Regions from separate parts of the Mus musculus genome. Here region 2 is linked to region 1. The links are chromatin loops, found by intact Hi-C in ENCODE. Cell type or tissue: gastrocnemius. All regions are shown on one strand. Each heading gives the region's core, and the rest is flanking DNA. Links, peaks and the distances in the headings are about the cores only.

Region 1 (15,210 bases), core at 2,972-10,971:
CCCCAGCACTCTGAGGAGTGAAGAAGATAGAAAATTTTGCTTGGACATACTAACTGCTAATATAGCTCCAGGTTCAATTCCAGGTTCAATGAGAGACCCTTTCTCAAGGGAACACGACAGAAACTATATAATACAGCAGAACATATCTCCTTCTCTGGCAGCTGCGCACACACACACACACACACACACACACACACACACACACACACATTGTACCACTGAAACATAAAGGAGAAAGTGGCTGACTTAACTTAAGGTGGTGACATATATCCAAAACTAAGCAACTCCAATGGTCCAGTCACAAAGCTAAGGCTTCAGCTGCATATGTAGCAGAGGATGGCCTTGTGGGACATCAATGAGAGGAGAGGCCCTTGACCTTGTGAAGGCTCAATGCCCCAGTGTAGGGGAATGCCAAGACAGCAAAGCAGAAGTGGGTGGGTCAGTGAGCAGAGGGAGGGAGGATGGCATAGGGGAAATGAGGAAAGGGGATAAAATTTGAAATGTAAATAAAGAAAATATCTAGTTTAAAAAAAAGAAGAAGATAAACAGAAAGGTAGGAGTGTGTGATTTCCATCTTCGTGGGTTAACATGGAGAGAAAAAAAAATAGAGCAAATTAACACACAAATCAAAGCACCACTATAAAAAATGGAAAATTCCAGGAGAAAAAAAGAATACAGAAGATATAAAAAGAATGATAGAAACAACTAATTAATATCTAAAGGTCAGTCAAGGGCCCTCTGAAGAAATTTATGTCATTTATGAAATGAGAGTAAATCCTTAACTAATAATAGATTTTAAAAATATATTCTATCTAGACTAAACACATGAATTATTCACATTATTTAGAATAGCTATTTCCTTCCTGTTCAAGACATTAATGGCTTCCTTCCCATCCCTAACCAGCAATCCAGCAATGTTATAAAAAAAAAAAAAAAACAACAACAACAAAACAAAACAAAAAAAACCAGTATCTTCTACTTAATGTAACAAATACATACTTAATAGGGACTATAAAAATGTATTGAACTTTTTTCTTTCTTTTCTTTCTTTTTCTCCTTGATACCTTCCTTTCCCAATTCTTGCTCATCTTTCTCTTATCCCCCCCGTATGTATATGTGTGTGTGTGTGTGTGTGTGTGTGTGTGTGTGTGTGTGTGTGTGTGTCTGCACATGAATGCACACACATGTTGTATGTATGTGCACAGAAGCCCAAGGGCAATCTTTAGTGTCATTCGTCAGGAAACTTGAAGCTCACTTATTGAATTTGGTTGACTAGCCAGTGAAATCTAGAAATCCTCCCATCTGTATACTCCCATTGCTAGGATAACTAGCATTCACATGCTTAATGTTTACATGGGTTCCAGAGATCAAAGCCTATGCTTGCGTAGTAAGCACTCTACCCTCTGTGCCATTTTCATAGCCCTCCTTTCAATTGTTCTTCCTCTGCTCTTCTTACCTTCTTTAAACAATCACTGCTCAGTGAATACATTGGACTTATTTTTGTTTATTAAAATCATTGCCAAAATGCTAAATAATATACTCATTGCTTGTATTGTCCCCATCTACTCAACAACCTTGCTCCTCTCACCTCAGGACCTTCATCTACTGTGTCCCCAGGCATAGTAGATGCCTTTTGTCCTTTCAGACCCTTTGATTAGGTCCAGGATCTCAGACTGATAATTTGGAGATATTGGGAGTGTAATACTGTCTTCTGGGATCCCAAGGTTAATTTTGGAAACCCAATCATTCTAAACTTTCTGATGATAAATATAGTTAATTTTAAAGGCAGGATCTAAAATCACATAGGAGACAAGTCCTGGCCATGCCTGTGTTGAATTATCTAGGTTAGATTAATTAGGGTTAAAAGACCCACCTTAAGTGGGGGCAGTACTACTCATGGATTAGGGTCCTATATGGAGTATAAGCAAAAGGCAAAGAAATGCACTGCTTCTCTCTCTCTCTCTCTCTCTCTCTCTCTCTCTCTCTCTCTCTCTCTCTCTCTCTCTCTCTCTCTCTCTCTCTCGTGGCTATGCATGCCATCACGACTAGCTGCCTCAAGTTATTACCACCACAGCATCTCAGCCATAGTGAACTTTACTCTTCACCTGTGAACCAAATAAACCACTTTTCATCCGCTCAGCTGATTCTCACAGGCTACTACTTTACCACAGCAGCAAGATAACTAGCTAATATATATTTCATGTACTACATTTGAGCCTTGTTTGTACAGAAGTTGTGCTATTATGATAACCAGAATAGGCAAAAGATTAGAAAACCTTTGAAAAAGGAAAGTTACCACGTTTTTAAGCTCACAATGTTAACCTAAATTCCTGCTGTCTTCACTAAAGTAGTGGTTGATCAAGAGAAACCAGATTTAAAGGTACCAAACTGAAGAAGAATACGTTAAATTTCAAGAGTGCCAATTTGGCTGGCATTGTGTGCTGGGAATTAAACATGTATTAGTAGTTGTGATTGTGCACTCATTTGTCCACCTGGGTGACTCCAAAGACTCCTCCTAACTAATATCCTCCCATATTCCTACGTTGCTTGATGTCTGCTTTCTCACTTGTCTTTAGCCTTCTGTCTAGACACAAATATTTTCCCTATCAGCAGATAACACACCTCACTTTTACTCTAGAATGTTCTGTCCTGTATGTCATGTTTGGACTTTACCTCTGGCTTCACTTTTCCTAGGAAAACTCCCAGAAACCACCATAACTCTGACCCTAGCAAACTAACCCAAGATGGAATTTGGCACATGTTAAGTATTAAGCAATAAAAACTGTTATGAGGTTTTAAAAAAAATGAAGTGTTTTTTCAAAAGATCATGGTGTGCTGAAGACAGATTGTTGGAGATGGCTTGTCCTGCTTCTTGAATGTTGGTTGTTAGATTTTCAGGAATTTCACAAGCCAGTTGTTAAACACTACTGTTTTAAAAATCTAAACCATCTAAGTGGATAATTTAAAAGCTATAGTATAACAAAGAAGAGATATATGCAAAAATCTCCTCTTACAGTTGCGAAGTTTTTACTGCTTCTTCTGTCTTGACTTCATCTACATCTAATTTATCTGCACAGGAGAAACGCTGTGTGAGGATACTCTAATGCATTCATTCTCCAGCTCTTCATTCAATAACGCTGGTTTTTTACTGGTATAATTACACTATGAAAATCAACAAATGTAGCATATGGAAACCTTGCCACATGCACCAACGTCTAAACACACTATTACAAAAAAGGAAGCAATGTCTTCCAGGTGTACTTTGCAAAAATCAGACATGACATAGGAAGACCATTCATAGACAGTATGGCGTCTATCGCCAGGACCCTAAATTACCCAGCCATGTAGCTTACACACGGAGCCCTTATTTTCCTAAACAAAAAGGTTTATCCTGACTCATGCTATCATATTTATGAATAAATCAAATGAGGCCAATTGTGGACACCGATGCTGATATAAGTTGAATCAAACAATAGAATATCCACCTGCTATGCCTGATAGATACAAACAAACTAGTATATGTGTATATACAAAGCAACCTTATGTGGTGGTTTGAATAGGAATGATCCCCATAGACTCATATGTATGAATGTTTGGCCCATAGGGAGTAACACTACTAGGAGGTGTGGCCTTGATGGAGTAGGTGTGGCCTTGTTGGAGGAAGTGTGTGTTCCTGTGAGGTCAGCTTTGAGATCTCATATGTTCAAGCTAGGCCTGGTGTGGTAGTCTCTTTCTAGTGCCTGCAGATCAAGATGTAGATCTCTTAGCTCTTTCTCCAACACCATGTCTGCATGTATACACCACCACATTTCCCCACCATAACAATAATGGACTGAACCTCTAAAACTGTAAGCCTCAATCAAATGTTTTCAAATAAGTTACCTTGGTCATGATGCCTCTCCATAGCAATAGAAACCCTAACTAATGCATCATAGAAGAGACTACTAATCTTGAACACACAAGTGTCTGGTGCAATCCAACAACAAATAAAAACTAATATAGTGGAACAAAGAGAGAGAAAACTAGCTTTTAGACCAAGTTACTCTGAAAACCTAATCTAAAAATGTATATAAATCAATGAATTTTCCTTTTCGTTTAATTAGACTGAAATTTAGATGTACTCACTGATACATGTAAAGACTCAGTATTTGGATTTTTAGATGAAAAGGTTACACAGAGAAAGTAAATATTCTTATTTCTTCTATTCATGATTCTGTAATTTTAATTAAAGAGCAAGCTTGTGACAGGCTGAATTTTTTATTGTACATTTTTGTTTGTATGTTTAATTAGAACTGCATCCTGTGTAAGTAGAAAACTGGAGTGAGTCCTTGATATAAGTTTGCATAATTGAATTGGTTAGTAAGTCAGAGGAGGTTACATTCTGCAAGAAGTGGAGTGAGTTGGAGTAAATGCTTGTTTTCTTCTTTGGCCAAATAAATATTTGAATTCATCAGCTTTCACTGGTGACTGTCCCAAAGAAAAGGAATGAAGGCTGTTCTGACCCCGCAGTTCAGTGGAGATTTCTAGTGGCACAAAATAAAAATGAACCTTGTTTTTTTTTTGTTTTGGTTTGGTTTGGGGTTTTTTTTTTTTTTTTTACTGTTGTTGAATTTATTATAGAAAGTTGACTACCAAATACTGCATTATACTTTCAATTGTTACTAGGTGGTGATGCAGGTGAAGTCAAGGGTTGAGGGAACAGTCAGGGTTTCTGCAGACAAGGGTCAAAGAGCCTCAGATGCCCTCCCTAGGAAGTGGCCAGGCCAACAGGTCACTAGGCAGAGGACATTCCTTACCAACAGACTCTGGGCACCAAAGTTCACAGCCAACTGCACACACTTGGGCTGGTCTAAGCAGACTAATGCTGGACAGAGAGGGTACAACCTTGTGCCATCCACCTCTCCTCTGTGCTGTGCTGGGCTAGACTCAATGCTGGGATACATCAGCCTGTGCAGAAGTTTGTGCCTTCTTTAAGGGATACCTGACATAAGCACTAGGGAAACCTTGCTTTGGTCTATGTTTTCTCGATGTTGCGTGTCTAGAGAAAACCGAAGGAGTAAGGCCATCATGAGCATGCTTCAAAAAGTCTGTGTGTGTGATTTCACACGCAGAATCACTAGTTAGTCAAATGGCTCTTCATTGTCTTCCAGGAGTCTGGATTGCCTGCGACTGGAAGAGTAAAGACAAGTCTGACAACAGGGCTGTGTGCATCTGAATGAAAGCTGTCCTTTGTGCTGCAGAGGGAGACTCAGAACAGTGAATACTCATTGTGAGTAGCTCGGTTACATTTCAAGGCAGAAATAGCAAGCATCTCTGGAAACAGAATCTTCCTGCTTACATATTCTTTCCACTTAATTCCCTGTTTCTTTTCTCCACGATCCTGAAATTATTCAATATACAACATATGTTTATTTACTTTTACTTCAATTCGCCCTGCACTTCCCAGATTGAAAGCTCTAGGAAAGCCATGGTTTGTTTCTAGTTATGTTCATTGTTGTATTCTCAATACCAGAAACGGAACTTGATGAATAATAAATGTTCAATAAATATTTGATTAAATGGATGGCCTATCAAATGGCCATTTATGACAATCAATTCATAAATTAAAACCTAAAAATGGCCTCTTTTGGGAAAAAGAGGGCTTGGGGGGTTTTATTTGTTTTTAAATTTAGTGCTCTTTTTCCTGTTTCATATTTCTAGGCACAAGAACGGCTCTTAGGATACCACATGGAAGCTGAAATCACAAGTCTTAAGGGGTCTTGACGTCCATCAGGATCCTTCAGAGGAGAGCTGCACCCAGGTCAGCACTGACGCTCATCTGGCAACAGCAGCTCTATTACCTAGAATTCAGAACAACAGAAACATCGCTGTTGTTTCCAAAAACAGGGCTGATGGACCACATGGCAGCCACTGTGTCCAGGGTGGCTGTAAGCTCCCGTGTGGGGCATGTATTGTGTTACTCCATCATTGGATCTTTAGTGACTATGGTAGCTCCTAGCCTATAAAACCTTGGCATCACTTACCAGAAGCCTAGAGAAACTCGGCAAGCTCAGCAGCAATCTGGGGGCCCTTGCTCTTAAGGTACAAAACAGTTTGGGAAATATGCCCAGAATCTAGGAGATAAACTCTATAAAGGTTTCCATGTGCTGCTGATACAGTATAGACTTAGAAATGGGTTAGTTCAATCAAGAAGTACAAGTTGAAGAAATTAGCTGGGATGGACAAGTTATATGAATATATAAACAGGAAAAGCATTGGCAGAGAATGTGTACTGCCTGAATCCACAACTTAAACACTAGCAGGAGCTTCGTTGCTTTGGAATAGCTATGGAACATGGTGTTCTGAGGACATGTGTATTTATGGAGAGGCTATGGAACTGGCAGCTGGACTCGTGTTTGGGTGGCTTTTTTAAACCAGCTGTGGTAATGTCACTATTTGTGAATTAATTAAAATAAAAATATTTTCTTTCAAAGCAGTACGGTTTTTTTAACTTAAATTTAAATCTTTGTACCTTAATGGTTGAATACAATCTATGAGATCGTGTCAATTTGCTTAACGTTCTAACTGTAGATAAATATTCCAACCTCATAAGTAACTGACAGGAGACCCCAGCAGTCAAATACTACACAAAAGACTCAGTAAGGCTCACTGGAACGTTATCTAATAGATTACACAGAGGTCCCAGTTGTCCTCTTATTGATTAAACTGGAAACTTTTATTTTTATTTTTATTAGTAACTATGCACTATGAATATAAAAAATCGGTTATCTATATTCATTTTGTTTCAAAAGTATTGATTTTAATAACCTTTAAACCATTTCCAAACAAAACTATTTCCAATACTTCAAATTTTTTATTTAAAAAATAACGTTTTGAAAATGAGTAAAAAAAAATACATTTCTCATCTGGTATTTAAATGTCTGAAATGCCATTTCTCTGAAGCAATCACCTCTTTCCTAAATATGCTAATAGCAGCTGGATTTTATGTTTATAATTATCCTCTACTATCCCCATTCAAGATACGTCTTATTGTACAGGGTCTCCTTTTTCAAGATTGAAAAAAGGAGACCCTGTACCTTTAATAAAGGAACTGGTGAAAGCTTTCTTTCCAAATTTGTTCCTTGGCTTCCAAGTGACGAAACTAGCTGTAATTTGAGAGTCCTGCAATCCTCAGGATATCTTTAGCCAAGGGGAAAGAAAACGCTGCATTCCCACCCAGTCCAGGGGTTGAAACAGTGTCAGAACAGCTTCCCTTAGCTACTAGCTCCGTCTCCCTGGAGCCAGAGGGAACTCCGAAGGTGACCGCAAAGCCAGCGCCTGGAGCAGCAGGTCCCCAGTCGGTGGGTCGGGCTATCCTGCTAAAACAGCAAAGGTCCAGCCTCTCAGTAGAGAGAGGATCAGGGACGCTGAGGAGCGTGGTGCACACCGCTGCTGCGTAGAGCCACATGAAGCCTGTGGAGGAACCAGGATCAGAGAGCGGCAAGCGAGCTGCGCCTGAGGAGGGCGCCTTCTCCCGAAGCCGCTGACACCCGGGGGAACCTTTTTCCTTGTTCCTGGACTAAAACGCTTCTCCCGAATATCCAGAATGGTGTTCCCGAAGTTGATCTGGATGGGTTTCTTTTGCCACCTGTGTCGAGGCTACTTTGATGGCCCCCTGTACCCAGAAATGTCTAATGGGACTTTGCATCATTACTTCGTGCCTGATGGAGACTATGAGGAGAATGATGACCCCGAGAAATGCCAGCTGCTCTTCAGGGTGAGTGATCGCAGGCGCTGCTCCCAGGGGGAAGGGGGCCAAGCCAGTAGCTTGCTGAGCCTCACTCTTCGAGAGGAGTTCACAGTACTGGGCCGCCAGGTGGAGGATGCTGGACGCGTCCTGGAGGGCATCAGCAAGAGCATCTCCTACGACCTGGATGGGGAAGAGAGCTATGGCAAGTACCTGAGGCGGGAGTCCCACCAGATCGGGGATGCCTACTCCAACTCTGACAAGTCCCTCACTGAGCTGGAAAGCAAGTTCAAGCAGGGCCAAGAGCAGGATAGCCGGCAGGAAAGCAGACTCAATGAGGACTTCCTGGGGATGCTGGTCCACACCAGGTCCTTGCTGAAGGAGACACTGGACATCTCTGTGGGGCTCAGAGACAAATACGAGCTGCTGGCACATACCATCAGGAGCCATGGGACCCGCTTAGGTCGACTGAAAAGCGACTATCTGGAGGGTGGGGCACAGAAGACAGGCTAATATTTCCATTGTAACTGCTTCATTTTATCCAAATTTGCACTTTCAGAACACGTCTGAAGTCATCTTTCGAAAAGAAAGAAAAATTTTAATAAGTTGAGTTATTCTGATTTTAGTTTGGTTTTGTGCATTATTTATGTTATTATTAAGGATTTTTCACTTGCAAAAAAAAGCAATTTTAAACTAACCCCTGGGTTATTTCCTAAAGGGTTTTATTGCTCTAACAGAATCTCTTCTTTCGACTCCATCTAAAGGATGCATTTGTGTGGAAAGACTGATTAAACTTCCACATCCTGGCGGGGGACGAGGTGCGTGGCTCCTTTGCATCAGCAGGCTTCTCTTTGGTCTCTGAAGGCTGAGATGCCTGATTTTCAGATGAGGTCCCAGGTGTGTGGCATGCCTGCCAGACAAGGAAGTTCATTGATTCTCCTTTCGCTCTTATTTATTTACCATGTTCTTAGTTGTTTCTGTTTTGTTGTAAGAGTGTTATTGAGAATTTGCATGCAAATCACCACCAGTAAGATGTTCAAAGTTCCATTGTGGGTTTGTGTAAGTTGAAGATGCAACATTTAAGATAGCAAAACTTTAGGGTGGTTGCCCACTCATGATGTGTCTTTCACTTCACCATCAAAGAAACAGATTGCTTAACACTCAAGTGTCTATGATTTAAGTTGTCAGCATGTTTTTTTCTTCTTGGACTCAGATAGCATTGCTTCCTTTTGTTTATTGAAAACTTATATTTCCAGAGGGAGGGTCTAACTATAGAAATCCCTTATGTACATTTTATTACTCAGCCAATAAATGTTTTCATATAATACTGGCTTTTTTTCTAGTTTACAGTCATAACTCTCATATTTCAGAGAGGGACTAGTGCAAAGGAGAGGGGAGATAGGATTGAAGCCAGTTTATCAGAGTATATGATAAGGATGAGATTTTAAAAAGAAAAACAGAGGGAGAAGGTGCTGTATTTTTGAGTATCTTACCCTGTCTGCTCACATACACCATCCTAGTAAGGGGTAGTGGGATCTAGCCTGTACAAGAATTATACATTTGATTTCCACTCTTCTGATGGAAAAATCTTAAATTTCTCTCATTTTTCATAGACTCCATTGGAAATGTGTGACAAAGGTCCATATCTCCTATGCACTCATTCTGTGTTAGTGATGCCTAACAATTTGAAAGCTATTTCTATGCTCTTAAAATAAATGAATTAAAATGTGAAAATGCATTTTATTTCAATTCTTCCCTGGGCCAATATTTATCACCACCTTAAATATACTTTCTTTCCACTTGCATCCACACACAAAGTATGCAAGAGTTCACATTCTGTTCAGCAGTGATCCCATTTTTCTATCCTCTATGCAAAGAAAGGATTTATCTGCTATATACATTTGTCTCAGGGTTACTTTAAAGGGCTTCCTTCTTTAAAGGAAGGACAAAAAATATTGATCAGAACAAATATGATATTTGGTACTTGAGTTTGTAAAGTCAGATTGCTTCCAGCCTGAAAATAACAATATTGCCCCAAAAGCACTCAGCTACAACATACAGACAGACAAATCAAATGGAATCTTCTTATTTTGCCTGTTGTAATAGGATATTGGAATGTATTGAGGCTGGAAAATGGTTTTTCTTCTGCATGTCAATCTCAATCAGTTGTTAATGGCTGCCCACCAGCTTATGTTAAGAAGGATCTCATAGGCACAAATTTGAGTGCTGCTAAAATATAGAGATATCCCCATGGGAGCAGGAAGAGGTATGATGACATATCTGCTACAGACCTGAACACTGAAACAGACTACGGGCAAGCTTCTTTTTGTGCTAATATTATGTATTCCAACAAAACCAAAATATTTCAATAGTGGCTAAATAAGCAGCCTGTGATCCCCCTAGTCTTGTGGAGATGATCTCGGACAGAAAATGAGAATTTCCAGGTAAGAAGGAGATGGTGGTAAGAGACCTCGACAGACAGTCTAACCTTATGGCGGGGACCCAGGCCTTCCTCCCTACTTTGTCATTAGACATTAGACTTGGTTATTCATACCGTGATAGATACTTGCTGAAAGCATTGGGCTTTACTTCTTAGACAATGAAATGTGTGAGAATCAGACATAAACCACATACTCTCTTCTGAGACAGCCACTTACAAACTCATCTTTGCAACCTAGGATTTTTGTTTGTTTGTTTTGTTTGTTGCCAGTGTTTGTCAACCACTTCTTCCATGCCAGGTACTAAACTAAGCTGTGGGTAATTCTTGGAAATTACAAAACCTCTGGACTTCATCTATGACTCAAACGCTTTTTGAAGTGTTATCTAAAACAGAAAGCGATCACATTGTTGTAGCTATTGTTATTAGACACAGTAAAAAAAAAATTAGCTAACATGCTTGAAAAATCAATATTGCTAGTAAGGGCCATCACTAAGAAGTAATTTATCTTTTTTCTTTGTAACAACAAATAATGTGAGAAATTGCATTCGGTTAAACAGTTGAATTAGTTGTGTTACATTGCTGTGATAAAATACCCCGAGAAAGGCCATTGAGAAGTGAAAGGGTTTCTTTTAGATTGTGTTCTTAGAAGGATCATCCCATGATTCTCAGGCTCTGTTGCTTCTGGACACTTGGTGAGGCACACTACAAAGGCAGAGTGGAGGTGGTTCAAGCCAGACAGGGTCCTATCAAGGGGAAAGAGAGCACTGAGTTCAATCCTATAGAAGAAGCTATCTATAACTGATATTCACAGTCCACAATGTATACACACACACATATGTATGTGTGTGTATATATACATATGTATATGTATATGTGTGTGTATATATATATATATATATGTGTGTGTGTGTGTGTGTGTATATATGTATATATATATATATGTGCATATATATATATATATATATATATATATATATATATATATATATATGGGGTGGGTGGGTGTGTATGTATGTATATTAGAAACAAATCACTTGTTTTTAACCAATACAGCTAGCCTCATAAATCATTCAAAACTTCTTAGACCTGGGTCATTGAGATAGATCACAAGGTAAACGTGTTTTCTACAAAAGTTGGATGGCCTGAATTCAATCCACAGAACCAACAGGTGACAGGAGAGAAAGCCAACTCCACAGGCTGGCCTCTGACTGTCATCCATGCCTTCTCATACACATAAACAAATAAATATTGTTTAAATTTTAAAAATCTGAAATACACCCACATCATTCTAGATTTTATCTTATATTGTGTTAGCCTTACAACTTTCAAAGAATCCATTAAGTGTTCTGAAATTCAGTCAACCATTTTTTGCTAAATAAAGACAAAAATGAAGACTTATGGAACAGACACAACAGGAAGAATTTCCCACATATATTTAAAATAATCTTCTCAGGAATATGTTCAGAAAAACAGTATATTTTATTAATTTCTCTAATGGGATAACTGAGGTACAAGGGGGGTAAAGTAACTCTCCCCAGAATTCAGAGCCATCTAGGAATGTAGTCAAAATATTAAAAACTGGTAATTCGACTATTGCATTTCCATGTTAGCCGCCCGATTATTTCTTCTCTTTCCTCCAGCAGGAAATTGGGCAGAAGGACTCACTAGCTTACCCTCTATGCTAGGATATATAATAAACATTCTGTGAATTGAAAATGGTGCCTACCAAGTTTCTTTAACTGAAAAACAAAATTCAAACCTGACCTGGGATTGCTCAGTGGGTAAAGATCCCCAGCCCCCATTTAAAAACTCAAGAGTGAGGAAATCCTGTCTGTATCCGCAGAACAAGAGTGGGAAGGAGTGATTTAAGTGGTCCCTTGTGGCCCTTTGACTAGTCAGTCAACAGAAATAGGAATCTCCTGGTTTAAGGATAAGACTTTGTCTCAAAAGGTAAGGTAGAGAGCAACTGAGAAAGGCATAGGACCTCAACTTCTGACCTTTCTAGGCATACACATTTGTACATGCATGTGCACATGCACAAACATACATACACACACACCATATACCATATACATGAATTAAATAAGTAAATGAAAAATAAATAAGTAAATGAGAAAAACTCAAACACAATTTTTTCTTTAACTAGATTTTTTATTTACATTTAATTAATTAGATCTTTATTTACATTTCAAATGTTATCCCCTTTCCTAGTATCCCCTCGAAAACCCCCTGTCCCCTGCCCACTCTCCCTGCTCACCAACCCACCCACTCCTACTCCCTGTCCTGGCATTCTCCTACACTGGATCATTGAGCCTTCATAGGACCAAGGGCCTCTCCTCCCACTGATGTCCAATAAGGCCATCCTCTGCTACATATGCAGCTGGAACTATGGGTCCCTCAATGTGTACTCTTTGGTTGGTGCAAACCCAGTTTTTTTTTAACACTCAAATATTTTTAATAATAAAAACTCATTACATTTGGTAAACTTTTTTTCATTTTTTATTAGATATTTTCTTTATTTACATTTCAAATGTTATCCCCTTTCCTAGTTTCCCCTCCAAAATCCTCTATCCCCTCCCCCCTCCCCCTGCTCCCCAACCCACCTACTCCAGTTTCTGGTCCGGGCAATCCCCTATACTGGGGCATAGAGTCTTCACAGGACCAAGAATGTCTCCTCCCATTGATGACCCACAAAGCCATCCTCTGCTACATATATAGCTAGAGCCACAAGTTCCACCATGTGTTTTCTTTGATTGGCGGTATAGTTCCAAGGAGCTCTGGGGGGTACTGGTTAGTTCATATTGATGTTCCTCCTATGGGGCTTCAGACCCCTTCAGCTCCCTAGGTACTTACTCTAGCTCCTTCATTGGGGACCTTGTGCTCCATCCAATGGATGGCTATGAGCATCCGCTTCTGTATTTGCCAGGCACTGTCAGACCCTCACAGGAGACAGCTATATCAGGCTCCTGTCAGTAGGCTCTTGTTGGCATCTGCCTAGTGTCTGGGGCAAACCCAATTTTTATCATAGTGTTTATTGTTTTGTTTTTGATGTTATTATTGTTGATGATGATTTGTTTATTATTTGTTTGGGGTTTTGTCTGGTTGGTTTTATATTGGGCAAGATGTACATTTCTTGCCTTTGCTGGAGTCACTCTGTGAGTCTTTGCTTAGAAGCAGCTTTCACTGCATTACATTACACATTCTTTGAGGACTTGCATATGTACAGCCACTGGGTGACCATAGCTTGCTGCTGTACATGTGGGACTGGCAAGGACACTCCTTGAGCTTCTCCCAGTGCTGCCTGGGATCCCAACTAGACGTTAAAAGGTTGCATTGCTTTGGACTCAGCACAGGCCCATCACATTTCTTAGATGGCTTCTATGTCTCACCATTAGCCTTTTTGAAACATTTCTTTGAAAAAATGAAGGCTATTTTGTATGTCAACAGTCTACTGGTTATGGAGAGGAAGCTGACTGCTATGATTGACGAGGTGAAGTCTCCTTACTCCAGGGCTGGTGGCATGGTTTGCCTTTTCCACTTGTAAAAATCTCATCCTGCAAGAAGTTAAAGACATGTGTGTCCGGGTGTCATTTCTTGCTTTGATTTTGGCCCAGTTCTCATCCCAAGACCAAGCAACTTTTAAAATGTAAGTTCTGCCTCTGACCAGAGTCAACCAAAGACATTTTCCATAAAAGTCTATGACAATATCCATCAAGAAGAGCATAAGCTACAAGTTGTATTCCCTCTGAGTTGTGTTTTTCCTAAGCAACAGGTGTCACTTTGATCCCAACCTGGTTTGTTCTCCCCTCCCCCTCCCAGGATCTTCTTCCTAGTTTCTCCTAACCTTGCATTACAGATTCATTTGCCCTTGGGGTCATGGGAAGTAGTGACACAGTTCACACTTCACCTCTGCGACATGTCAGCTGGGAAATCTAAGCAAATTAAGAAATCTCTTGGAGCCGCGTATTCCTCCACCCCTACGTGGACACTTTAGGTTCATGTGAGGATTTGATAAGCCTGTCTATGAGAAGCGTTTGCAATAATACCAAGCAAACGTGACAGTATTCTCATATGATGTTGCAATGGACTGATCACTAAGAAAAACTTGTTTTAATAAAAATAAATAAATAAAAGAAAGACATATATAGGACCATGAAAGGTAGCCTGGGTTCCTCTTTGAGCTAAGGCTAGAAGTCCTAGTGACCCTGAAGGGATGGTAGGCGCTTCGCCTGATTCCTGGGCACCAGGCCCCTGTCACTAGCTGCAGCTCCCCATGGATTTGTGGCTATCAGTCACGTAAGGACAATGCACCCCCCTCCCCAAAAAAAGGACATGACCTGTGGTCAAGTAGACTCAAGACAAATATCCATTTTAATGAGGTACCTAAAGGCCTGGAGGGCTTAGCCAATAAGCCTTTCTTCCCAGACACTCCTCCCTGCAAAAGGTATTTAATCTCAGGCCTGCCCTGAGAAGTGGGGTATGGTTTTACTCATATACTTTCTGCCATGACAATAAATGTGTTAAAACCATGGACTGCCTCTTCTCATCTGGATCCACCATGGGGAGCCACGAAGAAGACCTTCACCTACAGAGACACTGTGTAATCTCCTCTAATCCCCGCTTGTCCCCTGCCTCAGACTGTACTTCCCCACCCCAGAGTGGTGTGCTGGGGGCTTCCCTACAGCCTAACACTCACCTAAGACATCTGTGGGGTAAGTGCAGTCAACTTCCTGCATCCTGCCTCCCTAGCAGCTGTGGCCTGTGGCAGAGAAGATGCAGGACCCCAAAACCCTTTGTGTGCTCTTCAATTAAAATGAAAATATTTTGAGGTCATTTTAACATTATATGTGTTACATTCTATGAAACAGTCTTTAACTCTTCATTTTAAGGAAGATTCTCAGAAGTCAAAGACATCTTTATGCTCGAATACATGAGAGAAGTCTTCACACCTATCCTTACACCACACAGGTTCTTACCCTATTTGGCTACAGAGAATGGATGTACAGTAGGAAAGAGCAGTTGGAAACTATCTTGCCTTCCACCT
Region 2 (15,210 bases), core at 3,141-11,140, 200 kb before region 1:
TGCTTCCTATTTTTCTAGAGCTTTTAGATGTGTTGTCAAGCTGCTAGTATGTGCTCTCTCCCGTTTCTTCTTGGAGGCACTCAGAGCTATGAGTTTCCCTCTTAGAAATGCTTTCATTGTGTCCCATAGGTTTGGGTACGTTGTGGCTTCATTTTCATTAAACTCTAAAAAGTCTTTAATTTCTTTCTTTATTCTTTCCTTGACCAAGGTATCATTGAGAAGAGTGTTGTTCAGTTTCCACATGAATGTTGGCTTTCCATTATATATGTTGTTATTGAAGATCAGTCTTAGGCCATGGTGGTCTGATAGGATATATGGGACAATTTCAATATTTTTGTATCTGTTGAGGCCTGTTTTGTGACCAATTATATGGTCAATTTTGGAGAAGGTCCCATGAGGTGCTGAAAAGAAGGTATCTCCTTTTGTTTTAGGATAAAATGTTCTGTAGATATCTGTCAGATCCATTTGTTTCATAACTTCTGTTAGTTTCACTGTGTCCCTGTTTAGTTTCTGTTTTCACGATCTGTCCATAGATGAAAGTGGTGTGTTGAAGTCTCCCACTATTATTGTGTGAGGTGCAATGTTTGCTTTGAGCTTTACTAAAGTGTCTTTAATGAATGTGGCTGCCCTTGCTTTTGGAGCGTAGATATTCAGAATTGAGATTTCCTCTTGGATGATTTTACCTTTGATGAGTATGAAGTGTCCCTCTTTGTCTTTTTTGATAACTTTGGGTTGGAAGTCGATTTTATCCGATATTAGAATGGCTACTCCAGCCTGTTTCTTCAGACCATTTGCTTGGAAAATTGTTTTCCAGCCTTTCACTCTGAGGTAGTGTTTGTCTTTTTCCCTGAGATGGGTTTCCTGTAAGCAGCAGAATGTTGGGTCCTGTTTGTGTAGCCAGTCTGTTAGTCTATGTCTTTTTATTGGTGATTTGAGTCCATTGATATTAAGAGATATTAAGCAAAAGTAATTGTTGCTTCCTATTACTTTTGTTGTTAGAGTTGGCATTCTGTTTTTGTGGCTGTCTTCTTTTTGGTTTGTTGAGGGATTACTTTCTTGCTTTTTCTAGGGCGTGATTTCTGTCCTTGTATTGCTTCTTTTCTGTTATTATCCTTTGAATGGCTGGATTCGTGGAAAGATATTGTGTGAATTTGGATTTGTCGTGGAATACTTTGGTTTCTCCATCTATGGTAATTGAGAGTTTGGCCGGGTATAGTAGCCTGGGCTGGCATTTGTGTTCTCTTAGTGTCTGTATAACATCTGTCCAGGCTCTTCTGGCTTTCATAGTCTCTGGTGAAAAGTCTGGTGTAATTCTGATAGGCCTTCCTTTATATGTTACTTGACCTTTCTCCCTTACTGCTTTTAATATTCTATCTGTATTTAGTGTATTTGTTGTTCTGATTATTATGTGTCGGGAGGAATTTCTTTTCTGGTCCAGTCTATTTGGAGTTCTGTAGGCTTCTTGTATGATCATGGGCATCTCTTTCTTTATGGTTGGGAAGTTTTCTTCTATTATTTTGTTGAAGATAATAGCTGGCCCTTTAAGTTGAAAATCTTCATTCTCATCAATTCCTATTATCCGTAGGTTTGGTCTTCTCATTGTGTCCTGGATTTCCTGGATGTTTTGAGTTAGGATCCTTTTGCATTTTGTATTTTCTTTGTCTGTTGTGTTGATGTTCTCTATGGAATCTTCTGCACCTGAGATTCTCTCTTCCATTTCTTGTATTCTGTTGCTGATGCTCGAATCTATGGTTCCAGATCTCTTTCCTAGGGTTTCTATCTCCAGCGTTGCCTCGCTTTGGGTTTTCTTTATTGTGTCTACTTCCCTTTTTAGTGATAGTATGGTTTCGTTCATTTCCATCACCTGTTTGGATGTGTTTTCCTGTTTTTCTTTAAGGACTTCTACCTGTTTGGTTGTGTTTTCCTGCTTTTCTTTAAGGGCCTGTAACTCTTTAGCAGTGCTCTCCTGTAATTCTTTAAGTGACTTATGAAAGTCCTTCTTGATGTCCTCTATCATCATCATGAGAAATGTTTTTAAATCTGGGTCTAGATTTTCGGTTGTGTTGAGGTGCCCAGGACTAGGTGGGGTGGGAGTGCTGTGTTCTGATGATGGTGAGTGGTCTTGATTTCTGTTAGTAGGATTCTTATGTTTGCCTTTTGACATCTGGTAATCTCTGAAGCTAGCTGTTATAGTTGTCTCTGTTAAGATCTTGTTCTTCAGGTGACTCTGTTAGCCTCTATAAGCAGACCTGGGAGGGTAGCTCTCTCCTTAGTTTGAGTGGGCAGAGTATTCTCTGCAGGCAAGCTCTCTTCTTGCAGGGAAGGTACCCAGATATCTGGTGTTCGAACTGGACTCCTGGCAGGAGTTGTGTTCCACTCACTAGATGTCTTAGGATCCCATGTGGAATCCTGTGTGGGCCCTTGCGGATGTCGGGTGACTCGGCTGGCAAGGTACCCTGGGGCTCGAGTGGAGCAGAAGGGGCTTGTGCCCCAGGTCAGGCCCAGGTAGTCCGCTTTCCTATTTACCGCAGTCTCAGGTTCAGCGTGATTGGATTGAGGCAGGGGCTGTGTTCCACTCACCAGAGGTCTTAGGATCCCGTGTGGAATCCTGTGCGGGCCCTTGTGGGTGTCGGGCGCCTCCGCTCCACTCTACTAACTTAAGCCAAATAGCTAATTAGGTGTGACCTTTGGCAACTCTTGCTACTATAGTTTACTGTAAAGTATAAAATGTAATAATGAAGGTTATCATAACAATTAAGTGAATAAAGTCATCAAGATTCATTCGTGTGTTCTCTTAGTGAACTCACATAACAAACTGAGAGGCTTATAATAAGTCTTACCTTTCTACTTAACAAAAAATAATGATGATAGCAATTCATATGTGATCTCAGAATTTTACATTTCAGAAGGCAGAAAATATGAAAAAGAAACCCAATTTCAGAAGCCATTTTATTATATATATCATTCTTCACCATCTCCTAGACTACACACACACACACACATAACGTATTGCAGAAAAATATTGCATTTGGCCTTGCTGGAGAGGCATTCTAGAAATTTTTTAAAAGCAGCAAGACAAAAACTGTAATAGCAAAAAAAAATAAATAAATAAAAAGAAATCTACTAAAGAGATAGTTAATAAGAGTTACCTAGTAAGTTCTGTCGAGATCAGATCTAAAAGAAATTAAGTCTTTCCATGGAGGTTTGAATAACCTTGCTCTAAAGAGTCATACCCAGATGATAACTTAAATGTAGAAGTCAATGCCAACTGGATAAAAGTGGAGAATAAATAATAAGGAAGGCTGCCCAGAGAAGCAAGTATGTTCAGAAGTATGGAGGTGAGAGACAAGATGGCTGATTTGAGTGCTTTATAGTGGAATGTCGTTGAAAAGGGTGAGATAGTGTCTGTCATCTGTGCAGCCAGCAAACAGAGCCATGCAAGGGAGATGGAATTTTTACAACATTCACAATGAGAAGGAAGGAAATGCATCATCTGATCTATCTCTTTTGTTCTTTTTTGATTTTCTTTTACTTATTTACTTTATATTCTGCTCACTGCCCCCGTCCTGGTCACCCCCTCCCACAATTCTTTCCCCAACTCCATCCCCCTCCCCTTCTCCTATGAGCAGGTGACCCCTCCCATGTATCTCCCTGCACCCTGGCACTTCAAGTCTTTATGATGCTAGGTGTTTCCTCTCCCATTGAAGACACACAGGGCAGCCCTGCTAGGAGAACATATCCCACATACAGGAAACAGCTTTTGGGATGGCCCCTGCTCCAATTGTTTGGCATCCACATGAAAACAAAGCTGCACATCTGCTACATATGAGCAAGGAAACCTTGGTCCAGTCCTTATACGTTCTTTGGTAATTGGTTAAGATCTGAAAGACCCAAGGCTCCAGGTTAGTTGACTCTCTTGTTCTATCCCATTTGGAGCCTCAATCCTTCCCTCTATTCTATAGAGTCCCCAAGCTCCATCCACTCTTTGGCTGTGGGTGTCTATACTTGTCTGAGTCAGCTCTGAGAGACAGTTGCTGTCCTCTCAGAGGACAAATTGATACCGACTGTTAGCATAAAAGAGTATCATTAATAGTGTTAGGGATTGGTGCTTGCCCATGGGAGGGGTCTCAGATTGTGCCTGTTATTGGTTGGCCAGTCCCTCAGTCTCACTCCATCCCGCATGCCTGAATTTCTTGTAGATGGGACAAATAATTGGGTTGAAATTTTTTTGGGTGGCTTAGTGTCTCTATCACTCCACTGGGGTTCCTGCCTGGCTACAGGGGTGACCTCTTCAGGTTCCATATCCTCATTGTAGTGAGTTACAGTCAAAGTCACCCACATTGATTCTTGGGTGCCTCCCTTATCCCAGCTCTCTGTCTCATCCTGGAGATGCCCCCCCACACACACTACCCCCCGCCACCTTCTCACATCCATTAGTTGCAGATTTCCATTATTGTAAAACTTTTGAATGCCACTAGGGACAAATTATAATCACTTGGGCAACAAAGAAATAGCAAGCTACCATGAGAAGAACACAGAAGCAAATCAGCTAGTTCAAAGGTCCCTGTGTACAATGAGTACACAACCCGCCATTCATCTTATATACCTACAGCACATTTCTGAGCCTTGACTGTGCTGTGAAATGTGCTACATACATACTAATAAATAATTTACCTTTTAGTTTATCAAGGATAAAAATTGGAGGTTAATGAGAATAATCATCCCTTTATTGTTGTTGATATTAATACCACTTCTGCTATTGTTTCTACTTCTCCATGATTCCCCATAGTCCTCTCCTTTAACACCCACTCTCTTCTCTCTCTCCTTCTCTCTCTCTCTCTCTCTCTCTCTCTCTCTCTCTCTCTCTCTCTCTCTCTCTCTCTCTCTCCCCCTCTCTCCCTCCCTCTCTCTCTCTCTCTCTCTCTCTCTCTCTCTCTCTCTCTCTCTCTCTCTGTTGTTTACATCTGATTTTATTTTCAGCCTTCTTTCTGTTGTTCTCTAGAAGATCCTGAAAACAAAGTGACACACTGGCTTAGAGTGTTGTCTGAAGTACTTCTACTGACATTGATCTCTCTGCTCACCTCTAATGTTTGGACAATTCTTGATCTTTAACCCTTGGTTTTGTTCTATTTTCAAATAGACTCATTCTTTGGAATGCTTTTCCACTCTTATAGTTTCAAGTAATGGCATGCTCTTGGTATAGTATCATTTTTTTTTTATGTTTCCCATTGAGTTCTTGTATCAGAGTCACATTATCAAAGCCAAAGAAAGACAGAAAGGAAGAATGGCTCTGTAGAGCGAAAGTTTGAAAGAAGTAGAGAAGCGAACAAAACACAACTTTATTACTTTTCTTTTTCCTTTCTTATTTTCCCTAAGTTTTTAGGGATGAGGAATTTTTGACTACTTTTTGCTTGCTTGATAAGGAATGAATTAACAAGAACAAGAGGATAAACATAACTGAAAAGACAAACGACCAGACTATTTTAGAAAGTCTGACTTATGTGTGTGATTGCCAAAAGAAAGCACAATTCCATGCATTCAAATCAAAAGGGCAGGAGGGTTGGTGGTCAGCTGCACAGAACAGCTGGGTTCTTAGGATCTGTGCTGAGACTGTAGTTGTTTCTGGAACATGAAACTTGAAGGTACTGGTGACAGTTGGTGAGTATAATGCTTTCTATGTCACTGGGACCCATATTAGGATAGATCAGAAGCATTTTTGAGAATTTTACATTTTTAGTAATCCAATTACTGGTTGTTTTATTAAGGGACCACCCCTCACTGAAAAGTGATGCCCAGAAACCTTCAGGTCATCGTGTTTTTCTCACATGCTGGAAAAAACAAATGAATAGAGGAATACTTGTGTTCCAGACATTTTTTTTTAACTCTAAGACATCTTTATAATATCTTTTCTACTAGCTTAATTAATACCTAGTCTGTATGTGGTCAGGCTTTCTCTCACTTGGGGAATGTCCTCTGAATGCAGCAAATGTGTACAGTAAGGACCTGCACAGTCTCAAGACAGTAAGTCTTTCAGAAAAGTTAGTGGCAAAGCTGACAGAAATGAACCACACTAATACAATGATCCTTTCTTCTAAGAAAGACATAAAACCGCTTGCAAGACTCCAGTCTGCTCTAATACATCAACAGGATTTGTACTCTTAACTCTTGAAGTCAGAAACAAATGTCATGTGACCAGTTGCAATTTATGAGGAAAATTAAGCTGACAGTTGAAGCACGAGCTAAATGACCACAAGGGGGCAGTCTGTTCATGTTTAATTTCGGGATAGTATCCCTGGACTCAGCTGAGTCTTGTTTTTAAAGATGGGGAGAACTGAACAAAGTAGAAATTCAAAGACCACAGATGTGAGAGAAGTAATTTACTTCCCCTTAAGTTTGTTTGCTTTTATTTAAATCAATTTTCATGTGTTTGTGTTCTCTCTGTGTATGTGGTGTGTTGTGTGTGTATGTGTGTGTGTGTGTTAGTATATGGTGTGATATACGTGTGATGGTTATATGTGTATGTGTCTATGATGTATGTGTGAGTGAAGAGTCTGTGGTGAGTATTTATTTATGTGGTATGTGTACATGTGTGTGTGTGTGAGAGAGAGGGGGGGAGACAAAGAGAGAGATGTGTGTATATGTACGTTTGTGGTAAGTGTAAGCTCTATATTTGTCTATGTCTTGTGTCTATGAGTCATATTGTAGTATGTGTGCATGTGTGTACATGTGCATATGTGTCTATGTATATAGTGTATAGTGTGTGTGTATTGTGTGTGTGTATTGTGTGTGTGTGTGTGTGTGTATTGTTTCTTTCTTTCTTTCTTTTTTCTGAAAAGAGCTAAAAGCACAACTGATTTACAGAGCCTATAAGTCTGTCTGGGCTGATTGAGCCTGGGAGATCTCAGCCTACAATGAGACTAAGTTTTCAGTCAAGAAGGGAAGCTGAACAAGCTGTCTTCTGATCACAGCTGTCACTTCAACTTGGAGTCCTGTTGCTTTTCACCAAAAACCTTCCCTTCCGGTGTGTGTTTGCTTCCTTTGTGGTTTTAAGGAATTGGAATCTTACCTTAGCCTTGAGTTGTTTTAAATCTCAATTCAATTTTCTCATTTAGCATAATTCTAATGATTTTACTGTATACTTTACATTATTTATTTTACTAAGAAGATGGCAAAGACAAAATAACTGCATTTAATAGATGCAGCTGGTAGGCGTTTTTTAATTTTTTTTAAAGCACGGAATCTTAGGTGTAATGTGTACTAAATGAGGACAGATTTTAAACCATAGCAAATCAAAGGAGCAGCACAAAGCAGCACAATAAGCTCGCCCACACCGAAGACAGCTTTCTGCTTTACAAAATGCCACAAATCAGGAGAATTACTTTGTGAAATGGGAATTGTCCCACATATAGATTTTTCTGTAATTAAACAACTTAACAGTGTATTATATACATTTTCTATATAAAAATATCTGACACAAATGTAAACAGTTTTACAGTGCTCAGTTGTGTCCTTGTGCCACACCAGTTTTATCAAGTACCCAAACAAGCATGGTTCTTAAAATGCTATAGTCGAATGAACACTTAAAGAGGGAGGTGGGAAAGAAAAGGATAGGGAATGAAATTCACAGAGGATGGAAGACAAGAGACAAAGGAGGAGCTGGGTAAAGGATGCTGGATGAAGGCAGAACGGGGACAGAAGAGACCGAACTGGTCTTCACCATCAGGCTCAGGAGTCCTTTCCTTTTGTGTTAACAACTTTCAGATCATCACCCTGTATCTGCTCTACAGCTAATCTTTTCCATTCTCACCATTGGTTCTATAAAGGAGGAAGAGGAACAAATACCAGTATTGGAGTGATCCTCTCATCTCCATTACAAAGAAAACTGTGTATCTTTTATGTAGAATTAGCCAGAAGACTGAGACTACAAGAATGTTAACAAAAGCAAAATCTTATTTCTACTTCTGGTTCCCTCTGTGAGCTTGAGAAGAAATCATACAGAATGATGCCGGTGAAATGTGGTCAGATGCAAGGGTATAAAATATAACACCCGAATACATGGTTTTCGTATTTAGTATATTCAGACAGTGATGTGTCAGAGTATATATTGAAATAGAACTGCTGTAAGATTAGCGATTTAAGAGTATGGTTAAAGAATAATTTGAGTTTTTACTGGATAGTGTTTAATGTCAAGATATTTATAGTAAGATAATTTTGTAGTAAGATATGTGTGTGTGTGTGTGTGTGTGTGTGGAGAGAGAGAGAGAGAGAGAGAGAGAGAGAGAGAGAGAGAGAGAGAGAGACATACACATGTGCTTGTGTTATAGCCCAGCATGACTTTGAACTCAGTAGTCCCCAGCCTCAGCTTCCCAAGTGCTAGGATAACACATATATTGTTCTTTGATAAATAAAATAAATGGATAAAATGACAACATGCCAGCTATCTGAATATGGGTGGCTCATGAACACAAGGGAAAAGATGATTTCTCCCGAGTAGTGACTGACTGTTGATAGAAGCCATGCCTGTGATCTCCACTGACACTTTCTCCAGAGGCATCAGAAAGCCTTACAGTCTTATGTTTCATTTGATGCCATGTGAGTCCCCTGTAATATGTGCTTTAATGCTCCATCAAGACAAGCATTTTGTGAGCCTTGCATTTAGACCGCTTTAACTTCAAACAGCTACAGATGTCAGCATGAGGCTTCATGGGGTATTGAGACATTAAAATGAAAGGCATTGGGAATTTTTAAACACAGAAGAATTTAAAATGAAAACCCTCTTCTGCATCACAATGGGATGATAAAGCAAAACTGGAGAAATATTAAATTCCCTATAAACACGGTCCAAAAATAAAAGTGAGTGAATTACCTCTGTCCCACTCTAACTGGTCCCCCAAGTATTAGATCTCAGGCTCCTTGGAGATTTCAAAGATGATAATAAAGTTTTGGAACCATTGAGAATATTGCTTAAAGGCTTAATAGTAACCGTACTTCTCATAATGAAGTGAAGGTGAAGTTAGCTACACACAGAGATTCCTCTGTTCTGGAATTTCAGCTGTACTCATGTGAAATCCTGATGTGGAAACTCAAGTTTTAATAACAGGGAGAAAACAATTTAAAACTGCTTAAGAAATGGAAGCACTGCTTTATCTTTTTTAAATTAAATTTTGTTGACATACAAAACATGATGGCATTTTCATGCGTACTTTCTTCTGGTTTGATTCCTTCCTATTCCCCATTCTCCTCTCTTCCTGGTCCCCTTTTCTCCAACAAGGCTAGGTTTCTGCTTTTCTTTTTACCCCTCTCACCACTTAAAATCCTGTCTTTTCCTTTTATTGTGACCCTCTTGGTTTCATCTCTCTCTCTCTCTCTCTCTCTCTCTCTCTCTCTCTCTCTCTCTCTCTCTCACACACACACACATGGGAGGGGAAGAGAGGAGAGGAAGGGAGAGGGAGGGAGAGAGAGAGAGAAGGAGGGAAAGGGGGAGGGGAAGAGAGAGGGAGAGGAAGAGGTGGGGAGAGAAAGACATTCTCTCACCTATTTAATTTTAAACCTCGGATCCACATATGAAAGAGAACATGAAGTACTTTCAGTTTGCCTTTGGCTCTGCTCACTTGACAGAATGATTTCCAGCTCCATTCATTTTCTCCTAATGTCATGATTTCATTTTTCTTTATGAATAAATAAATTGCAATATATATGGCCAAATAATGATTTTAGTTTTTACCAGATAGTTTTGATGTCAAGGATTTTAAAGCCATACATATGTGTGCTTGTTTTGAGACACAGGCTTATTGTATAGCCTATGCTGACTATGAATATGAACTCTGTTTTGTCTTCTCCACTGGGAAAAATATTCTTTCTTGAAATCAATCTTTATCCAGAACTCTTGCAATAATCTGGAGTAAGAATGATTTTCTAACAATATGAACCAGAGACCAGACTTCCAATCTAGTCAAATGAAATGAAACACATTTGGAAACTTGTCGCCAAGGGAAGGCTTTTAGGATGATTTTGAGGACTCACCTTAGTTATTAATACTTTTTAATGACTTACAGTTTTGGAGTTCTAAAATAAGAAGACTATCCCTTTCCTCTCACATAATCACCACAATCCTATGGAAGAATAAAGATTAATTCAACAATCCATTGATTTTTTAGAGCAACAAACCTATTTTAGGGACTCTGCTAAACCATTAGAGAAACTAAAACAAGAAACGATCATTCTGAATCCCAAGCACTTTGCAAGTCAGGTTTGTGAAGTAAGCGTGGGGTCACATAGCACATATGCAAAACCCTGAGGGAGTACAGAGACAGAAGAGCCAAGCGGTCTTATGAGAATGTGAGCTTCTCTTTAAAGGCTTAAAGAAAATGTTGAAATGGTAAAAAAAGCAGAATTCAACTGATGGAGGTGTGTGAGAGCATGGACACATGAGCATAAAATATCCATGGTAAAAGCAAAAGAAGGAAACATGGCAGAGCTGAAGGTGGAAGTGAGGGTAACGGGAACAAAATATGTGTAAATTTCAAGGTTAGAAAAATGAAATACTCTGAATCTTAAACTACAGATTCTTCTCTCCCGCTCCTTTCCCTCAACCTCAACCTTAACTTCTTCCTCCCCTCTCCCTCTCCCTCTCTCCCTCCACACCTCTCACTCCCATTAAGTGCTGCTAAGGAGTTTTAAGCAGGAAGTACTTTCCATTTTAAGTTTTAAAATGATTTACCTGGCTACAACAGAGAGTTGTTAGAGGCCAAGAAACCCATTATGAAAATAATTCCAATGGCAGATGTTGAAAACCAGAAACTGTACATTAGTGCAAAAAAAAAAAGTATGATTTGGTCACAAACCATCACAAAGATGGGCACCAGGGTTTTCCCTGCAGGCAATGTCATTCTTGTCACTGCCCACGAGGAAGTTCTAAAGTATTTTATTCCTAGTGCAAGAAATACCTTATGGAAGTGTGCTTGAAGATGTGCCTGCTCTCTGTGCTTGGGGTGTCAATCACGCTCTGCACATGCAAAAGAAAAAAAAAAAACTGGCCACCTCAAGGTTGAGCATTCATGTGTCCAAATGTTACTGTATCCATCATTGTACCTACAAGATAGCCAAGAAAGTGGGCTTAAAGGTCCTTCCTTTTACACTAGTAAATGTGATCCCTTTGCCTCTTCCTAATAAAGTTCCCATGGGAAGCAAATTTTGAATTATTATTTAAGTTGAGTTAATGTGGTTTAATTGTAAAGTAAACTCCAAAGAGTGCTGTACCTGAGCACTCTGTTCTCTACTTCGGGGGATGGAAAGGTTGAGGTGAAGCCAGGGTGTGTCACTTGTGTGGGACTGACTATTGAATAGCTTTGCCCCATGGTCCTGTCTATTTTCAATTTCCCAACTGTCTCATGTTCCTGTATCCGTGCCATCTGGGTCCTGATGAGGTATGTTCCCTCAAATTATAAGTGAGACTTAATTATTATTTTCTCATATAAATTGCGTCTTGTTGAGCATGTAGTTATATCAATGAGGAAAACTAACATAATGCAGTAATACATGATGTAATTTAATTGGAAATAACTTTTTAGTTCAAGGAAAATATCTTTAATATTATCTGCTTCCATGGTTCCTTCCTTGATTTCCAAAATTGTAAGTTATATTGCATGTTGTTCTGGCTTTTGACTTATTTTATAAATAGAAGATCAAATCACTGCCCTTTGAACTCTGATCTTGTTAGTAAGATTTTGCCTGAAAGTGCTTATACAAAAAAACAAAAACAAAAACAAAAAACAAAAACAAAACGAATATTTTTTTGAACTTACAACTTTCTTAGATAATTTTTCCATCCTTTCATCCTTATATACCACCTTCTTTAGAATGTTTTCAAATAATTCTGGCAGGGATAATAGTGAAGAAAAAGAAAAGGCCAAGCAGAGACAAGAAGCAAATAAAAGCACATACAACCTCAGACAATAGAAAGAAGCAAGGCAGAGTTGATTTTTCTGGGGACAAAACATAGTTGCCTATGACTTGTCTGCTCTGGAGAAAAGCTGTGGCTAGATCAAATCCTCATTTATTTATACTTTTTTGTCATGTCATGTATATAGGTTCTGATGCATTTTTAAGACCCGATTTATCCATTCTGACTGGTGTGAGGTGGAATCTCAGGGTTGTTTTGATTTGCATTTCCCTGATGATTAAGGATGTTGAACATTTTTTTCAGGTGTTCTCTGCCATTCGGTATTCCTCAGTTGAGAATTCTTTGTTTAGCTCTGTATCCCATTTTAATAGGGTTATTTCATTTTCTGAAGTCCATCTTCTTGAGTTCTTTATATATATTGGATATTAGCTTAGAAATTTAGAATATCCAACATACAATTTGCAAAACACATGAAACTCAAGAAGAAGGAAGACCAAAGTGTGAATACTTCGCTCCTTAGAATGGGGAACAAAATACCCATGGAGGGAGTTACAGAGACAAAGTTCAGAGCTAAGACAGAAGGAAGGACCATCCAGAGACTGCCCCATCCAGGGATCCATCCCATATACAACCATCAAACCCAGACACTATTGCATATGCCATCAAGATTTTGCTGACAAGACCCTGATATAGCTCTCTCCTGTGAGGCTATGCCAGTGCCTGGCAAATACAGAAGTGGATGCTCACAGTCATTTATTGGATGGAACACAGGGTCCCTAATGAAGGAGCTAGAGAAAGTACCCAAGGAACTAAAGGGATCTGCAACCCTATAGGAGGAACAACAGAATGAAGTAACCAATATTCCCCAGAGCTGTGTCTCTAGTTGCATATGTAGCAGAAGATGGCCTAATTGGCCATCAATGGGCGGAGAGGCCCTTGGTCTTGCAAAGGTCATATGCCCCAGTACAGGGCAATGCCAGGGTCAGAAAGCAGGAGTGGGTGAGTTGGGGAGCAGGGCGGGGAGAGGGTATAGGGGGCTTTGGGGATAGCATTTGAAATTTAAATGAAGAAAATATCTAGTTAAAAAATAGAAGAAAAAACAGATTTTTTTTTTTGATAGTTAATGCAAAGAAAGACTATCACAAAAGGCTGGAATTTCAGATCCTGTGCACATGGATCTGATCCTGGATATGATATAAGCTGGTGTTTGCAGTGGTGGATTATTGTGCTGTTCTGCAGAGTGCATGTCACACAAGCAGACATTCAGAGCATGAGAGAACTGCAGTTATCTTCAGAGCTTATGCAATCAATAAATAAATATTTGGCGTCTCCTGTCTTGTTCTGTAAGATATGACCTAATTCTTTTTAACTTCTCTACCAAATATTAGTCAATGTACTCTTCAACACCTCCTATGGCAGTAGCAAATACTAGACTTCCTTTTATTTAGCTAAGAGCTTTCTCATTACTAACTGAACTTGGTCTGTCTGTAGGCATCTCCATTTTTCCTCCTCTCTTCTTACATAAAACAAATAAAACATCTTTTACTCCTGGTGTTTCATATTTCTAATATTGTAGTGATGTTGTAATTCCTTTATGTTCTGTCTTTCTTAGAAAAAAATTTGTTTTAAAATTATATTTTTAATTAATTATTTTATTTATTTACATTCCAAACGTCTAAAATTCTTACAGCATGCAGCTAGCTGCTGCCACCATCCTGTTCACACTCTTATTTCTCCTAACACCCATAAGTAGGTACAATACTTTAAAATATATCTTAAAAACACAGGTGTTAAATAGGTATTAAAGGGAAAATAGAATACAGACAAATAAAAGTATTGTTTTAAATTATGTATGTAGATTTTCTATGCAAAAGTAGTCACTTTTCTATTTTACCATGTAGCCTTGTAAAATTATGTACACTCACATAAACATGGCTAAAATTTCACAGGATATATAAATCAAGCTAGCCTTGAAACAATATCTGAAAGCTTACACCAAAAATCACTGAGGAGAAATGATTATCCTTCAAGTTCCACTTGACTGCTATTCATGGGTCACATATGACTTGGTGTCTGTTGATGGCTCCAAGAGCCACCCCCACCCCCACCCACCCCTGCTGCTTTCGTGCTCTCCCTTTTCTTGTTGTTCCTTTACAAACCAAAAGAAAAGGAAGTAGAAAATTAAGAGTTGGAGGTGTAGCTGAATTTTATTCCCCTAGTTTTACTTGTGGGAAGCTTAATTTCCCTTTTGATATTTGCCTGCACAAGAGCATTGTGCACACATGCACACACACACACACACACACACACACACACACACATGTTCAATTTTTTTCATGTTATAAATATTTTTTACTTACAAGCCTGGTGTGCTCTTCTTTGCAAGTCTCAGTTCTTTAGGAAATATTTTACAGCAGATTCTCAATTGCAAGCCTATTTTGTCCCTCAGTATTCTCTGGCCCACAGAGCACTTCCCTGATGATAAGTTGAGTAAACAACAAAAACAAAAAAAACAAACAAAGCAGAGCAATCAGGAGCCACTGTGAACAAAGGAAAGGTCTCCTCAAACCTCACCCTTTGGATACTCAGTTTCAGTGGGCTTCCTTTGATGGACTAAGGTGTTCCTAGGTGTGGTATGGCAGATAGGGAGTACAAGGGACAAGAAACAAAGCTAGCTAGGATAGAAGCTGATTTCCAGATTACTGCACTACAGTTTTAATAAAGAAAGAAGAACTTCTCCATACTTCTTGATTTCCTAACCCAGTCTACTAAAAAAATACATCTTTGAATTAATGACTCATACCGCAAATACATTCTTGAATAGTTTTAATCTGTTCGTATCGGGAATTAAGCTGCAGTAACATTTTTGCTAAATCTCACAAGCTGAGAAGATGGAAGGCTGATGGGTAACTCTCCCAGAGAGCTCCCTTGTACAGCTCCATAGAGATCCAGGCTTCTTTCGTCTTGTGACTCCACCATATTTAATGCATAATATCCCTGTTTGTCATGGAAGAGGAACAAATATCCAAAAGAATCATTCAAGTTATTACAGTCATGCCTGAACTGACATATGTTAATTTTCCCTTACATGTATTGATCTCCAACTAAGTTAAAAATGTATGGAAATATGGTTGCCTTATGTACTTAGGAGGAAGAAAGTGATGACTTAATACCACTCCGTTTTGGTCAAACACCCTTTACCATGTGTGAGTGTAGGGAAAGGTTGACAGATCACAGGACTGCATATGGAATTGTAACCTCCTAGAAGAGCAAGGGTACTCACCACAGTCATAAATAACATTCATTGC

The links. A loop is a pair of places that touch in the nucleus more often than their neighbours do. Peaks named below come from ENCODE experiments on the same cell type or tissue, not always from the same donor. Only the 100,000 strongest peaks of a DNase experiment are listed, where the experiment ranks them.
Region 2: it touches region 1 in a loop (2.3-fold over the local background); 2 of 42 quality-filtered maps call a loop at or near these places.

Annotation. Positions count from the first base shown.
Region 1 is chr2:110,355,171-110,370,380 of GRCm38, reverse strand. Fibin (fin bud initiation factor homolog (zebrafish)) reads left to right here and starts at 7,388. Exons shown (of 1, transcript NM_026271.1): 1 at 7,388-9,456. The coding sequence starts at 7,586. The coding sequence ends at 8,239. The region is part of intron 2 of Gm30319 (a long non-coding RNA gene); the gene reads right to left. In gastrocnemius, for the core only: a CTCF peak has its summit at 7,490; DNase peaks (open chromatin) are centred at 7,426 and 7,850; H3K4me3 peaks cover 4,088 bases; H3K27ac peaks cover 3,743 bases.
Region 2 is chr2:110,556,246-110,571,455 of GRCm38, reverse strand. No RefSeq gene overlaps it. Among named protein-coding and RNA genes, the nearest start is that of Slc5a12, 33 kb to the left of the region's middle. In gastrocnemius, for the core only: a CTCF peak has its summit at 6,243 (motif pointing right); a DNase peak (open chromatin) is centred at 6,257.